2 separate regions of the Homo sapiens genome follow, and region 1 is linked to region 2. Evidence: read pairs that join two places in POLR2A ChIA-PET (ENCODE). Cell type or tissue: A673. All regions are shown on one strand. Links, peaks and the distances in the headings refer to the core of each region. The heading gives the core; the rest is flanking DNA.

Region 1 (7,806 bases), core at 1,402-6,401, 140 kb before region 2:
TAAGAATTTTAATTTAATTTTGAAAATAAATGGCCCACAGGGTAAACACTGAACTTATTCAACCTACAGGAGGCCACTGCATCAACACGCCACGGTCTTCCCATGGCAACTGAATCATTCCTTGTTCAAAACATTTAATCATCTTAAGCAGTGGGGCTTCAACACACCGTTTGGTTAGATTGTGCAGTCAGCACTCTCCAGTGATTAGAATGGGGGAAAGAATCCACTATTTGTACAGGGTTTATCTTTATCATACTAAAATGCTGAGTGAGTGGAGGTCTGGGAATGAAAATCAGAAGTCTTCTTCTTCTTTTAATTCATAAGCCTCACTTAAATCAGAACACATTTAACTATTTATATATCAAAAACGTCCCCAAACACCATAAGACCAGCACAGAGTTGCTGCCCTAAAATGTATAATTAGTGAAAAATTTACCTCTGCTTCCATTTAAAGCATGGCAGTGGGTTGGGTGTCATTATGTAGTATAAAAACTGGACTAGATAAACTGCTATTTTAGAGCATTATTAGCATTCTCTGAATATATGTATATATACATATATATACGCACACACACACACACACATAAATATATATATATATATATATATATAAACTCACATACTCCCAATTAAAAGTCGTGTGAAAGCTACACAGGATTACAGAGGCATCTATATTATCACTTTTGCTCTTTGACTAATCCTATGCTGTTTTTGTTATAGAGAGAAACAAGGACATGGATGAAGTGATTTTTTTTTAAATAAAAGGACAAATTTGCCACACAACAGAACAATCTGAGTATGATCTGTCCTCAGGGTATCTTTATATCCTTTCCATGTGAAAGAGATATAAAGAATTCTGACAGCAAAACTACTTTAAAAATCAAATCAAATCAAATCCACAAGCACACTCCCATTCCTCCCCTGCCGCAATGGTTCTTGCTCTCAATGTTTAGTAGAGAAATTAAGAGCCACATTCAAAGATGGAAAATAAGATTTGTCATTAGAAGCTTGCCAAGGTAACAGATTGTACAACTTGAGATGAATTCATGTTGTTTAAGAAGTTCAGAAAGGTTGGAAGATGGGTTTATAAATAAAGAAGTGGAGTCCATTGAAAGCCTGGTTCTTTGATTCTTTTCCAGTGAGGTGATTTATAATCTCTTCTAGAGAAGAAGCTTTTCCTAAGAGTTTTAAGCATACACCACACACACACAGAGACGTATAGACATATATTTACATATAAATATATCACTCCTTTTCTGTACGTTCTGTCTGAAGCAGGGTCAGTAATGTGTGACCCAAATGTCAGCCTCTCCCCAGCCCTGCAAGGATCACCTCCTTCTGCGACAGTGAGTCCCACATTTCCCAGATGAGAAGAACGATCTGGGTGCTTCGACAATATAGAGGATCCCACGCCACACCCCAGACCTTCAGGAGTGGAGCCAGAGTATTTCTGGATATTTTTAACAAGGACTTCAGGTGATGCTGATGATCAGCGGGGAAACTGGCAGAGGAAGGATCACATATATTGTGCTTACGTATTTGCAGAGGACAGGGGTCTTACCTCTCGGCCACTGCCCTTGTAACTGCAGTTGCTCCCAGCTGAGCATCCCCTGCACAGCTCAAAATCCCCACTGGGACCTACTTTCCTGCTCCAGTCTGAATCCAGCCACCCTTCTCCTCAATGGAAAGCTGCTGCTGCTGCTGCTATTGTAATAAACTTGGTGGAAGAGGGAAGTGCAAAAAGTCACATGTCTTTCTTGTCCTGTCTCTTAATTCCCCACAAGATGATATGCATATAACAGACTAGGTTAGAGGACTGGGGGTAGCTGACAGGATTTATAAGATGAGAGAAAATATTTTACATTGAGTACTAAGTAAGACTATTCCCACAGTCCAAAGGAAAACAACAGCATAACTAGGAAAACATTATCTAGGAGAAGCACCAGTTTCTATCCTTGCTCCCCTGTCTTGAAGTCAGCCTCCCACCCGTCTGAGAGAGGCTGCCACTTCAATCTAATGCCAGGTCCCACTCTCCGACTCTCTGTTAGAAAGTCCCCTGGGATACGTTCCTATCAGTCCAACACCCTGGACCTAAGACTTCAGAGAGTCTGAGTTATTCAAGAGAGAATACTCCCAGGCTGTGTGAGGATGGGTGTGGTATGGATGGAGTCCTGGAGGGAGGTCTGTAGCAGAGGAGTTCACGGTAGGCTCTGGATCTCCCAGGACCAGCTCTCTGCAGTATCTCTCCATCAGTGAGAGGACAACTGTGCTTCTCTTGCTTCCTGGTTATCCAGCCAGCCCAAGCATGCATTTGTGTGCATGAACACACATACACACACACACATTAACTCAGACATACGCTCTCCTTCACCCACACATACACCATCCAAGAACAAACCATCATCCCCAGTGTTCGAAGACAGCACCTCAGTTTTCAAAGTCCACTTACTTCAATTTCCCCCTGCCTTCAGTGATGAGCTGAGCACAGTAACTCCCTCTCACTCAACCTTCTCATTCAAAACCATGCCTAAACATCTACCACTTAGTAAGAAACATTTCCTACTAATACTGCTTTTCATAGCAACAGTGCTCACTAGCCCCTGTAGTCACTTCTGACTATGCAGAGACCTCATCAAACCATTGCAAGTATAGCTTTTCTTTATGTTGGATTGGGTCCACTCTGGGTTAGGGTGTTTGCCACCCTGGACACTGTAATAAGACATTATTATCAATGGGAATTTATTAAATAAATGAATAGAAGTGGTGTTTGGTTTTCTGTTCCTGTGTTAGTTTACTGAGGATAATGGCTTCCAGCTCCATCCATGTCCCGGCAAAGGACACGATCTCATTCCTTTTTATAGCTGCATAGTATTCCATGGTGTATACGTACCACATTTTCTTTATACAGTCTATTATTGATGGGCATTTGGGTTGATTCCTTACCTATCTAACAAACCTGCACATCCTGCACGTGTACCTCAGAATTTAAAATAAGAATTAAAATAATAAAATAAAATAAATGAATACATCCTTTGGCACTAGATAAAACAGACAGATATAGTTCCTGCCCTCACGGAGCTTATAATCTAGTAAGGAAGATATAAAAACAAATGAACAAACAATATGTATAATTGCAATTGCCATTAGCACTGTGAAGAGAATAAAACTGTGAAATAATAAGCAACAAGGGAAACTCACCAGGCATAGGTGGTCAGGGAGGGCCTTCCTGATGAGATCATAGTATTTGAAGGGTGTTGAGAGTCTTCTCCACAAAGGGATAGCGTCTACAAAGGCCCTGTGGCAGAGAAAGGCTAGGCTTGTGAACAGAAAAGTCAGAGTACTGGGATCCAGAGCATGAGTCTAGAGAGGTGGGCAGGACAGACTATGTAGGAACTGGTAGGTTAAAGTAGTAACTTGGATTTTATTCGGAGGGTGACAAGAATCCATTGAAGGATTTTAAACAGGTAAGTTATATAATTGAATTTTTGTTTCAGAAAGATGACTGTAGATGCTTTGTAGAAAATAAACCAGAGATGGACAAAAAGTCCTATTCAGATCCACCCTGGGTGGGGTATGGGAGTGGGTGGTGAGTTGTTCTCCCAGCTACAAATATCTGCTCATCTTCTAGCCATGGAAACGGCCTGAGCTGAGAATGAGTGTTGCCACACACACCCCTCCCTCCTCCTCCCGTTTCAACCACGCTCTCACCTCCCTCTCTCCCTCTCCTGGTCTCTCTGTCTCTGTCTGTCTGTCTCTCTTTCTCTCTCTCTCATACACACACGCACGCACACACACACACACACACACCTTCTCAGATTCTTCTCTCCTCACCTAATGTGTCCCCATTTGGCCCTTGTTTAAAGTATTTCAATCATGTTTCAGTCCATGTAACTATTATTCCAGTACTTTTAACATGATATGTGACTAATATTGTAATGAAACTCTAATACTGCAGCAAAGTTGAAGCATTTAAAATTGTTGCTCCTTTTAAAATTTTTTAAAATTCAATTCTCAAAACAGCTATTATTCTTGATGCACTATATGGCTCATTCCTATGATTCCAGGCTCTTGTGGAGAGTTAACATTTTTGGGTGGTTTCTCCTTGGTTATCTATCTGCCCTGTTTAGCTAACACTACATGCCATAAGACATAGAATTTGGATTCAGACCAAGACCTAAATGTTAACTCTACAACCTTAGGCAACCTTCTGAGACTCCAGATATTGGTAACTAGAAGAGAATAATAACCTCCTTACAATGTTGTGAGAATTAAGAAACTATTTGTGTTAACAGTGGAGGGTGTCCAGGTTCTTGGAGTCTTGAACAAAGAATTGGACAAAATGCACAAACAAAGCAAGGAAGAAATGGAGGGTTTTATTGTAAAGGAAAGTACACTCCATAGTGTGGGAGCGGGCCTGAGCATAGGGGCTCCAAGTCCACACTATTTAGAATTTTGGGAGTTTCAATATCCTCTAGAGGATTGGGACACATACTACATAAATGAAGAGGATGAAGTAAAGTTGCAAAGTCATTTACTTGGCCTATGCCCTATGGAGAGGATATTTCCTGTCATAGCTGAAGTGTGAATTGTCCTTATGTTTCCTGCCTCCAGACCGTATTTTCCTGCCTCATCTCCTCCCTGAGAGATGTGATCCCATAAATCTTTATGGGAGGCAGAGGGACCGATGATCTTTTTTGGTAACTGCTTCATGCTGGCTTGGGGCATAGTCCTTACCTATTGGGGATCACAGAACTCTCCCTGCTCTATCTAGTGGAGGCAGGGTAGCTTCTTGATGTCCAAGGGTGGTGTCTTCACCTGGAACTGGCTGAAACCTTTGTTGCATCATCATCTGAAGCTTGATGGTCTCTAGGTGAGAGGAAATGAATTTGGTTAAAAGATTTAATGGGAACTTCAGGGGGTGGATACCTATGTTGTCAGAAATGTTTGTTATAGAGATTTGCAGAAGAAAAAAACAAAAGCTAGTCTGTTGTGGAATCCAAGCGTTTCCTTAAAGTCTTAGCACAAATGACTCCATCTGTGTTTGCTTTAGTCTGTTGGGGCCCAGGGCATGAGTGCATGAGCTTAGTCCAAAACAATGGCCTCACAGAGTTTTGTTTTAAAAATCCCCCCTTTTTGGTCAGGTTCTCACTTAGGTGAGTGTGCAACCAAAACTTAGGGCCTTAGTGCCACTTCTCAGTTACCAACATTTTGGGTTTCCAGTCTCAGCACATCATTTATAGGTATGGTGTCCTCATGGTTGAACATTTCTTTCAGCTGTTGTCATTCCAGTCGAAGAGAGACCATTTGATGTTCTAGAGATGGCTGCATGCAAGCATTTAAAACCTTTGAGAGAATACAGTGCACCAAGGAGACTACTATTATCACTACTGGAAGGAAAATACCCAGAGTTCAGAGTATGCTCCTTAACCAGGGTCCCTAGAAACCAAACCACCTACACTTAAATAGTTTAAAGAATGAGCTAGATGAAGAGTCTACTCACTTGACTAAGTGGTCTTTTCATTAATCCCCTACACTGAATTTTTATAATCTGCATTTGACCTGTTTCTCCATAGGCCGCAAGTGTCAGCAGCTGCAGAAGAACTTCTTTGTTTAGCCAATTCTATTTAGCATAACTTTCAAAGAGAATTTAAAATCTGTTGTGTAACGATAGCCTTTAAAGTAGATTTGCTATAGAGCCTATCATGAGGGATACATTTCTAATCATTGCTTCCTTTACTTTAAGCCATGGAAAAAGGACTTAACAAATGATGCCCTTCTAGGAGAGTGAAGACCCCCTGGCAATGTTCTCTTTAACCCATGATGTGGGTTAAGAGGGATGAACCAATATTTTGTTTTTGAGTGATTATGGGGCAACATATGTACCACTAAAGTTTCTTACCTGCATTGGGCCTTCATCTCTATCAAAGTAGAAGGTTATCCATGTATAAGGCTGGCTGCAAACTTCTTCACAAATAAAAGTATACCCCATAAGTGCACATAACAGACCCTTTTTCCACTTCTATTGTTAGTAGAGATATAAGCAAGAAAAAATATTCAAAGATAAGAGTTTCATGATAGTAGAAGTCTTACTCTGTGAACTTGGGAAAAGCTGTTCACTTCAAGGATGCCATCTTCTTCTTCTTGGGAGAAATTTCTCTGGTTAGCTTTACCTCAAGGGTTCCAATGGGTGCACAATTCCAAAAGTGTGGAGGGAACCTTTTCAGTGGCGAGACCATGAACCCAAAGCCCAGGGTCCCGAAGTTTAGTTGCAGTGAGGATGGTAAGGAGAGTCTTTCTCTGGTGTTCTCAGAAGATTCAAACCATAAAAAGCTTTTTTACCTGGTGCAAATACACTGTAGCATAATAATCTACTGTGATAACATCAGCCCTCTCACGTGGGAAAGCTTTTATACAACCAGAAAGCATGCATTGGAAATAACAATTGAATGAAATCCCTTTATAAAATGTTTAAATGGCCCACAAGGTGACCAAATGTACATGAAGCTTTAATTGTCTTCCCAGGAATATGGGACCAAGCATTGGTTATAAACTATCTTAAAAATTTCAGTATCAGCTGGTTTAACATGAAAGTCTGACAAAGTATTTTATTGGTATTTAATTAATTTTTGTTCTACTTGGGTTAGTAGCTTTATACAAGGAAATTTGGTTATTTGTGTGGTTTACAATAACTTAACATAATACCCATAATTATAATTGATAGCATGTACTATTTTAGGAATCCCATACAATTTTGGAACATATATTAGTATTATTCACAAAAAAAACTTAAAGAACACGGAACATCATTTTGGCAATCCCATGTACCTAAACACATCAAATAATCCTGTTTACCTCCTTTCTGGATGTTTTCAGGGGCCCTCTGATCCATCCAGAAAGCCAGGCATTAGGAAAGACAATTTTGAAACTGAAGTTTGATTTTGGAATTCCAGATTATTTATTTTGCCAAAATAATGACTCAGAAATTTTAAAGAAGTAAAAACCTTTTACAAAACACACACAGAGACATACATTCTACTATTCTTACACACCGTGCATGTAAAACCGTTTCTAGTAGTCTTAATTGCATGTTACAATGGTGACTCTTAGCAATTTTAACTTTAATGTAAAACCTGGTAAGTTATGTTCTGAAAAGGTTTGACTGTTTGCAGCATAGCTAGGGGCATGGCCAACTCCACATGTTCCCAGGCCTTACCTAGCTGGAAAGCAGGCAAGTTAAACAATTTTCAAAAGCCAAATAAGCAGTTTATGACCTTAAAGCATTCAGCAAACCTAATATTGGAACATAATTTAGACCACATGTTTCCATTTTAAAGACATTGTATTTTACCAATAATCTTTAAAACCCTCTTTATTTCCCAAAAATTGCTAAAGTCACGTGAACTAAAAGGCATTACGCTTTCTACTTTCCTGATGAAATATTTGATTTAAGCTCTTATTATTATTAAACCAATTAATTTAAAACTTTACAATGGAGATTAGCCAGTTTGCACAGAGAGAAAGAGGCCAGAGACTGGCTAGTAAGAAATTCTTACCCTTTAGCTGGTATGCTAGGTTTCAGGATTCTCTCTCTCTGAGTGGCCCTAGCAACTATGCCCTATGGAGAAGATATTTTCTGTCATAGCTGAAGTGTGAATTGGCCTTATGTTCCCTGCCTCCAGACCCTATTTTCCTGCCTTATATGTAAACTGTCTAGTTCACATACTTGGGGAGTAGTATCATATATGCAAATGTTAAGCAAACATCATTAAATTTTGACTTCTGAAGATTCACATTTTCCCATTATTT
Region 2 (7,806 bases), core at 1,860-6,859:
TTTTTTATGGTATCGTTTGCCATAGAAGCTTTTACTTCATGTGTATTTCAATATGTCTGACATTTCTTTTATGGCTTCTTGGTTTCTAGTCTTGGTTTAAAAAGTCTCAAGTTGGAATCTTTCAAACGATTACTGATTTATAATGTCCCATTTCTTTTTCTAGAATTAGAAAATATAATTAATATGAATATTGTCAAATAGCTCTAATTGCTTTTGTGTAACTCATTGAAATGGAAATTTTAGAATTTTTTGAAAATCATTATTACACCCTCAGTTTCTAACTGTCTTTAGTTTCTCACTTCCTTAGCTAGAAAAATGAATATTATACTCATGACCACAGATACTGTTGAAGGTACATAGATTAGGACCTGTGTGCAGATAGCAGTTTATTTGAAAATGGGCTGAACTACCGTTTATCTAGCAGACTTGCCTCACTATAGAAAAAAAAAAATCTGATTTAAATACTGCTTTTATTGAGTTTGAAGTTAACAGTTGTTTTTAAAACATTTTAATGAAAATAATTGACATGTTTAATAATTAGGTGAGTTGATCTCACCTTTTAATCAAAAGATGAGCTGTTTCCCCCATTACGCCTAACGTGTAGTACTCCATCCTCCAAATAGTTGTTTGGATTATTCTAAAGCATTGGAGATGAACTTTCTAAAAAATCATCTACTGCAGCAAAATAAATCTTTCCTCTTCAGAGCTTTACCCTCGTAGCAGAAAAGGATGTAGCCTGCCTTAAGATGTATTCCATAAGCACAGATGCTGATTTTTATGAGCTATTTGTAGCTTGGGCTTTAGAGGTTCCAAGAGTAGGTGCAGCATGAAAACAAAAACGGAAAGCTGAGGAAGACAACTGGAAGATAAGTTATGACTAGTGGGATTTTCTGTTTGTGTTCCTCCTATAATTGCACCTTGAATGATTTACTCTTCTTAAATTGGAGACCACAGTCAGCACTAATAAGATTTTATACCGGTTGCCTTTGAAAATCTAATAAGCAGCAGGATATGTTAATAGTAATATATTAATTAACATTAAATATTAGCGTTAAAATTGTTAGTGTTTATTATGGTAATATGGTTATATCATTAAACTATACATGCATACCTGCACTTCACCATCATGCTGATTAGAAGCATCTGCAGAAACTTGTGGGGGGCATAGTGAGGGTAATTGTGACAGCAATCCTTTTCAGAAAATGAAGGAAACCAGCCAGTGTGGTGGCTCATACCTGTAATCCCAGCACTTTAGGAGGCCAAGGCAGGCAGATCACTTGAGCCCAAGAGTTTGAGACCACCCTGGGTAACATGGTGAAATGCTGTCTCTACAAAAAATACAAAAATTATCTGGGCATGGTGGTGCACACCTGTGACCCCAGCTTTTCAGGAGGCTGAGGTGGGAGGATCGCTTGAACCCAGGAGGTTGAGGCTGCAGTGAGCCCTGATCCTGCCACTGCACTCCAGCCTGGGTGATACAGCAAGACCCTGTCTCCATAAACAAAACAAAAAAAATGAGGGAAACTGAGTGTTACAGAGATCAATATTTTTCTAAGAAAACCTAAAATTGTCTGCTAGTATGGAAACTCAAGTTTGCTTCATAGCAGGGTGTGCTGAGACTCTTATTTTTGAGTTCCTCTTATACTTGCAGAGCTGGCCTTTTCTTTTTAAACTATCCATCATGACATGTACACCCTGCCTCTTGGGGTAGTTAGGTGAACGCTTTTGGCCAGGGAAATGCTTGTCCAAGAAAAAACAAGCATTGCTCTCTTATCTGGGTGCCCTTCTCTGGGTAACATGCCCAAATGATACATTACTGTGTCTCCTCTATTTCTTCTTCACCTCTTTAATGCCAACAACAAAGAATCACTTGCCTTTTGCAATTAGTCTCAGACATTTGCTACCTTTAATGAGTTATAAAGTCCACCCCGTATCTCACTTTCCTCAATATGTCCTGCTTTGTTAGCAATTGAAAGTCACTCTAGCCCCTGCCCAGGCCAGGGACTGCCCATTCTGAAGGGCAAGAACAACTTAGAACTGAGACATTCAGAGCAAATCTCAGGTGCCCAGTTTGGAGAGGAAGGCTGAGTGCTGAATGCTTTCTGAGCAGCAGATCACCAGTCCCTGAGTGTCTCTCTGGCTATGTGCTGAAGGTCAGATGCTGGGACCACTGTGGTGACTATGCCAAGTGCAGCAGTGGCAGGATCGGCAGTGTCCTCAGAGGCCAGTGCTGCCTGACTGCCTACACTGTGCCCTTGCTGGGAAATGTAATAGCTCATCCCTAGTGTTAATAATAGTGCTGCAGGATTTTTTGCTCCTTAGTTCAGCTAAATCTGGGTTCTTGTCTCACAGCCAGGAAAAGTTAGGCACAAGGGCACATTGAAAGGTGAAGAGGGCAGAATTTATTAAGTGAAAAGAAAACCCTCACCAAAAAAGGGGGGGGGGGGCCACCAGTAGGCTCCCACCTCACAAATTGAATACCAGGTCACCACAAACAAGCTGAAGAGACCAGGCTCCTCCCCTGCATAAGGCATGAATTCCTGGTGGCTCCACCCCATTCCCTCAGTGTGCATATGAGCCCTTAGTCTGAGCCATTCCATATTGATTTATTTCCGATATTGTGCACCTGTTAAGGGACAGAATTTTTCACCGTGGGCGTGTTTAGGCAAGCCCCCTGTGCACAATGACCTGGATGGGTCAGAGGTTCTCTGGGGACCCTTCCCTGTCTGCCTAGGCATTTGGCTCTCTCATGCCTCTATCAATAGGAGGCAGGAATTGATGGGTTTATTTCTAGCAACCAAAATGGCAAGCCTTCTCACATGATCTTGGAAAAGGAAGTAAGAATTTTGAACAGAAATCTCTTAAATAGCTGACATACAGGCATAGCAAGTTGAACAAGATATTGATCAGAACCAGAGTAGCAACCATATAATAAACTGCAGGTACTGCCTGTATTTTGTGATAAGCTGCTTACCTGAGACCTCTTGATGAACAGCAGGCAAAGTTTATCAACATTCCAAACACCTGAATGATAGGCACAACTACAGGTTTGGCTACTGTTTCCATGTGTTAGATAACCAAAAAGCCCCAAAGCACAGTGGCTCAAATAACAACCTTTTTTTTTTTCTTTTTCCTCACAATGTTGTGGGTCGGCTGAACTTAGCTGAGAGTTTCTTCTGGTAGTCTTGCTTGGGGTATCTCATGAGGCCGCATTCAGATGGGAGTGTGGCTGTGACTGGACAGTCAAGATGACCTCCCATCCTCCAGAGCTGGAGGCTTCAAACCAAAGGCCCCTGTGCAAATCCAACCCATGCTCAGTTTTTGTACTGCCATGAGCAGTAATTTTTACATTTGCAGTAATTAAACCGCTTTTACATTTTTTAATAGTTGAAAAAGAATTCAAAACAAAAATATTTTGTGATATGTGAAAATTATATGAAATTCAAATTTCATTGTCCACAAAGTTTTATTGGAACATAATCATGACCAAGCTTATTCACTTATGTATTATTTACAGCTGCTTTTGCACTACAGTGGTAGCACTGAGTGGTTGTGACAATCACAGAAACCACATGGCCCACAAAGCCAAAAATATTTACTATCTGGGCCTTTAGAGATTCTGCTGGCCCCTTCTCCAGAGCCTCTGTCCATAGTCATCTCTTTTTTTTTTTTTTTTTTTTTTGAGACAGAGTTTTGCTCTTGTCGCCCAGGCTGGAGTACAATGGTGCGATCTTGGCTCACTGCAAACTCTGCCTCTTGGATTCAAGAAATTCTCCTACCTCAGCCTCCTGAGTAGCTAGGATTAGAGGCATGTGCCACCACACCTGGCTAATTTTTTTTTTTTTTTTTTTTTTTTGTATTTTTAAGAGACTGGGTTTCACCATGTTGGCCAGACTGGTCTCAAACTCCTGACCTCAGGTGATCCACCTGCCTTGGCCTCCCAAAGTGCTAGGATTACAGGCATGAGCCACTGCACCTGACCCACAGACATCTCTTCATTCAGTAGTCTAGCATGGGGGCTTGCTCCCAAGAGTACTGTTCCAGGAAGACATGCCCCATTGTGCAAGTACTCATTCAAACCTCTGCTCGCATAATGCTTGCTAACATGCCTTTGGCCAAATTAGGTCACATAGCTAACCCAAAGTCATGTGGGTGGCCATCAACACTGGGATGTGTGTGGCTCGTTGGAGGTCACTGAAGTGAAACCTACCGTAGTTACACAGTAAGTCAGTCAAATTCTTGGTTTATTGGACAGCTGACAGCTGTTAAGAAGGACCCTATGTTAAAGGAAATGGATACAATCTAATAACATTAACAATAGATAATGGTTTTTAACCATTAACTTCCATTGATAATGGTTCTGATTAGAGCGCAAGATAACTAGTGAAACGAGAATTCCCTTATCCCCCTTGCGGGGCATGCGACATGGGTATGGCTCACTCTTTTGGTTTCCCTGTTGCTCAAACCCCTAGGAGGAGCATGCAGACGGGCAGGTGCAGAGGCCGTGGGGAGCGCTTCTGGGCTCTGACCTCACGGCAGCGTCTAGGGATGGCTGTCTGTGACTCCCGAATCCCTAGTGGGCGTCTCTTACAGTGTGCTCTTTCAGCTTTGCCGTCTGCAGAAGGATTATGTTAATCAGCTCGATAGACCCTCTGCCTTATTGCAAGGGCAGTGGCCAGTTTAACAGCTTTCTGTATCCCAAGTTCTTGCCCAGTGTACAAGAAGAATCGGATGACACGTGGGCTTGAAGGATGAGTGCAAGGTTTTATTGAGTGGTGGAGGCTCTCAGCGAGATGGATGCGGAACCGGAAGTGGGGGATGGAGTGGGAACGTGATCTTCCCCTGGAGTCCTGCTGTTCTCGGTAGACGGACGCCTCCTTCCTTCTCTGCCATGCCGCCCTGCCACTCCCGCTCTTTGTCACTCTCTGCCACTCTCTTTCTCTGCTCCTCTCAATGTCCAGCCACTTGTGTCTGTGCCTGCTAAGGTCTCAGGTTTCTAGGGCCATGGGATGGGGGCATGGCAGGCCATAGTGGTCTTGGGAAGTGCAACATTTGGGTGCGAAAACAGGAATCCCTGTTCTCACTTAGGTCTGTGGGCACAGGCCCGAGCGTGGAGCCCTCGCCTGGGGACCCCACCCTTCTCTACCCAGCACTTCCCTGCCTCCCTCTAGTATCAGTAGTAGAGTCTTGTGATAGGCTGGATAATGCCCCCACAAGATATCCATGTACTAATTCCAGGACTTGTTGATGTTGTCTTATGTGGCAAAAGGAACTTTGCAGAGGTGCTTAAGTTGAGGATTCTGAGATGGAGAGATCAACCTGAATTATCTGGATGGGCTCTAAATGTAATCACACGTGTCCTTATAAGAGGAACCCTTGCTTACAGAAGAACAAGAGATGTGATGATGGAAGCAACAGGTTAGAGAGATTCAAGAAAAGCATAGCCAGCCAAGGGAATGCAGGCAGCCTCCAGAAGCTAAAAAAAAAAAAAAAAAAAAAAAAAGAAAAGAAAAAAGAAAAGCAAGAGAACGATTCCCCCTAGAGCTTCCTGAAAGAACTAGCCATGCCACCACATTGTCGTTATCCCAGTGAGACAGATTTCAAACTTGTGGCCTCAAGAACTGTAAGGGTAAGAACTGTAAAATAAATTTATGCTGTTCTAAGCCACAAAATTTGTGGCACTTTTTTACAGCAGCAACAGGAAATTAATAAAAGTCTTCCAGTGGTAGGGGGTGAATCTCATTACGTTTCTAAGGCAAGCATTGCTTAGTATCTTGCTTATTTAAAAGATAAATTTAGCTAGTATACACAATAGTGGCCAATTAGATTGTATGCTATAATACTTGTAAGAAAAATGATTGCATACTCTTTGTTTTCTTGTTTGAGACAGAGCCTCACTCTGTTGCCCAGGCTAGAGTGCAGTGGCACAATCTTGGCTCACTGCAACCTCCACCTCCCGGTTTCAAGCTCTTCTCGTGCCTCAGTCTCCCAAGTAGCTGGGACTACAGGCACACACCACCACACCCAGCTAACTTTTGTATTTTTAGTAGAGACAGGGTTTTGCCATTTTGGCCAGACTAGTCTCGAACTCCCGACCTCAGGTGATCCACCCGCCTCAGCCTCGCAAAGTGCTGGGATTACAGGCATGAGCCACCACACCCAGCCAATTGCATACTCTGAATCAAAAAACCATTTCCCTCAAGTTAGAATATGCAATATTTATTGTACATTGAGTGCCCTCTGGTGCTTACCCAAAGCTTTCTAAACCTCAACCAAACTCGTAGAGATAAAGCTTATAAGCAGTGGGACAATTTGGAGCCTTAAACTCCCAAATTCTCAGATGTCTTCCAACATGATTTTCCAAAGCAATCTGTAGCATGTCTGGAGCAAGGATGGGGGGATCATGATTCAGGGGGCCCCAAGGAGGGTCTATCATAGACTGTTGCTTTTTAAAGTAACTAGTAGCAATGCTTTAAATTGTCATTGTAGATTTAAGAACCTGTAGTTCAAATGTCTCAGTTTAGTATGCAAAACCCTTTACCTCCAAGCTCCTGCCTATTTCTGCCTCTCTCCTTTATGTCAAGCCATCATGATTTATATGGTATAATGCCAATGGATCATTGTTTCACAAAAGTTCTTTCCATTCCTTTTAGTTCTTTTCCACTCCTTCAGCAAGTTGAAGAGCCCTCTCTTGTCCTTCAGCACTGAGCTTTGTATTTCCTTTTTATGCCAAACCAGGAGAAACAAATAGGAACTCTGCCAACTTTTGTTTGCAAACCCCTTTCACGGTAATCTATAATCTCACAAACTCCCTTAGAAAAAAATCAATTTAACATTTTTTCATGGTGTATGAAAGAAATGATTTTGTTTAAAATATTTTATTGCATATCAACATGTTTCAAACATTGTACTATAATCATTTCAGTATACCCTTCAGTATTTATTAAGACAAATTTCACTTTCCACATTCATTTAGTGATGGGCTATATTTAATTTGTTTTAAAATAATTGGGTCAAGAAAAGCAAGTGTGTTAACAAATGAATTGTAAAATGGTATTGTATTTAGCTTGAAGACCGAATGTATAAGAAAGTATATGCTGTTATGGCATCAAAAAAGACAAAACACTTTTACAGCATGATGTTCAGAATATTTGAAATTATGCTTAAATATCAATGGATTATTTTGATGATTTTTATTTATTTTTAATTTTTTATTTTTTTGAGACAGAGTCTCGCTCTGTCGCCCAGGCTGGAGTGCAATGGCACGGTCTCGGCTCACCACAACCTCCGCCTCCTGGGTTCAAACGATTCTCCTGCCTCAGCCTCCTGAGTAGCTGGGATTACAGGCACCTTCCACTACGCCCAGCTAATTTTTGTATTTTTAGTAGAGACGGGGTTTCACCATGTTGGCCAGGCTGGTCTCGAACTCCTGACCTCAGGTGATCCACCCGCCTCAGCCTCCCAAAGTGCTGGGATTACAGGCGTGAGCCACCACCGCTCCTGGCCTGTTTTGATAATTTTTCCTTCCTAAATGATGAGACTAGAGAGAAGTTAGCCTGCCACTTGCAAGCGTTCTCTTCAAAGAACACGTTGCAGGTGTGAATTCTCTTTGGCTTAAAAACCAAACTGAATATAATTTTCCTTATATTTACTCCATTTAACATTGGCATTTAGATTAAGAGTCATTCTGAGGCCTTGCCTAACATTTTTATTAGATGTATGCAAATAATGGAACCATCAGTGATCATGCGGAGGTAAACTTTCAGAATTAGTGTCTGTTAACTTGGTGTTATAACATCAAAATTC

What was found. Peaks named below come from ENCODE experiments on the same cell type or tissue, not always from the same donor. Only the 100,000 strongest peaks of a DNase experiment are listed, where the experiment ranks them.
Region 1: POLR2A ChIA-PET joins it to region 2 with 7 read pairs; 3 of 35 experiments call an interaction of 5 or more read pairs at or near these places.

Annotation. Positions count from the first base shown.
Region 1 is chr13:36,696,726-36,704,531 of GRCh38, forward strand. LOC102723490 (a long non-coding RNA gene) reads right to left here. Exons shown (of 7, transcript XR_001749825.2): 5 at 4,735-6,305; 6 at 3,199-3,295. SERTM1 (serine rich and transmembrane domain containing 1) reads left to right here. Exons shown (of 2, transcript NM_203451.3): 2 at 1-1,114. Among named protein-coding and RNA genes, the nearest start is that of SERTM1, 27 kb to the left of the region's middle. In A673, for the core only: no CTCF peak of the experiment used is centred there; no DNase peak of the experiment used is centred there.
Region 2 is chr13:36,835,357-36,843,162 of GRCh38, forward strand. No RefSeq gene overlaps it. Among named protein-coding and RNA genes, the nearest start is that of RFXAP, 20 kb to the left of the region's middle. RefSeq lists an enhancer at 4,764-5,498. In A673, for the core only: CTCF peaks have their summits at 5,556 and 6,267 (motif pointing left); DNase peaks (open chromatin) are centred at 4,805, 5,585, 6,225 and 6,635; H3K4me3 peaks cover 359 bases; H3K27ac peaks cover 3,562 bases.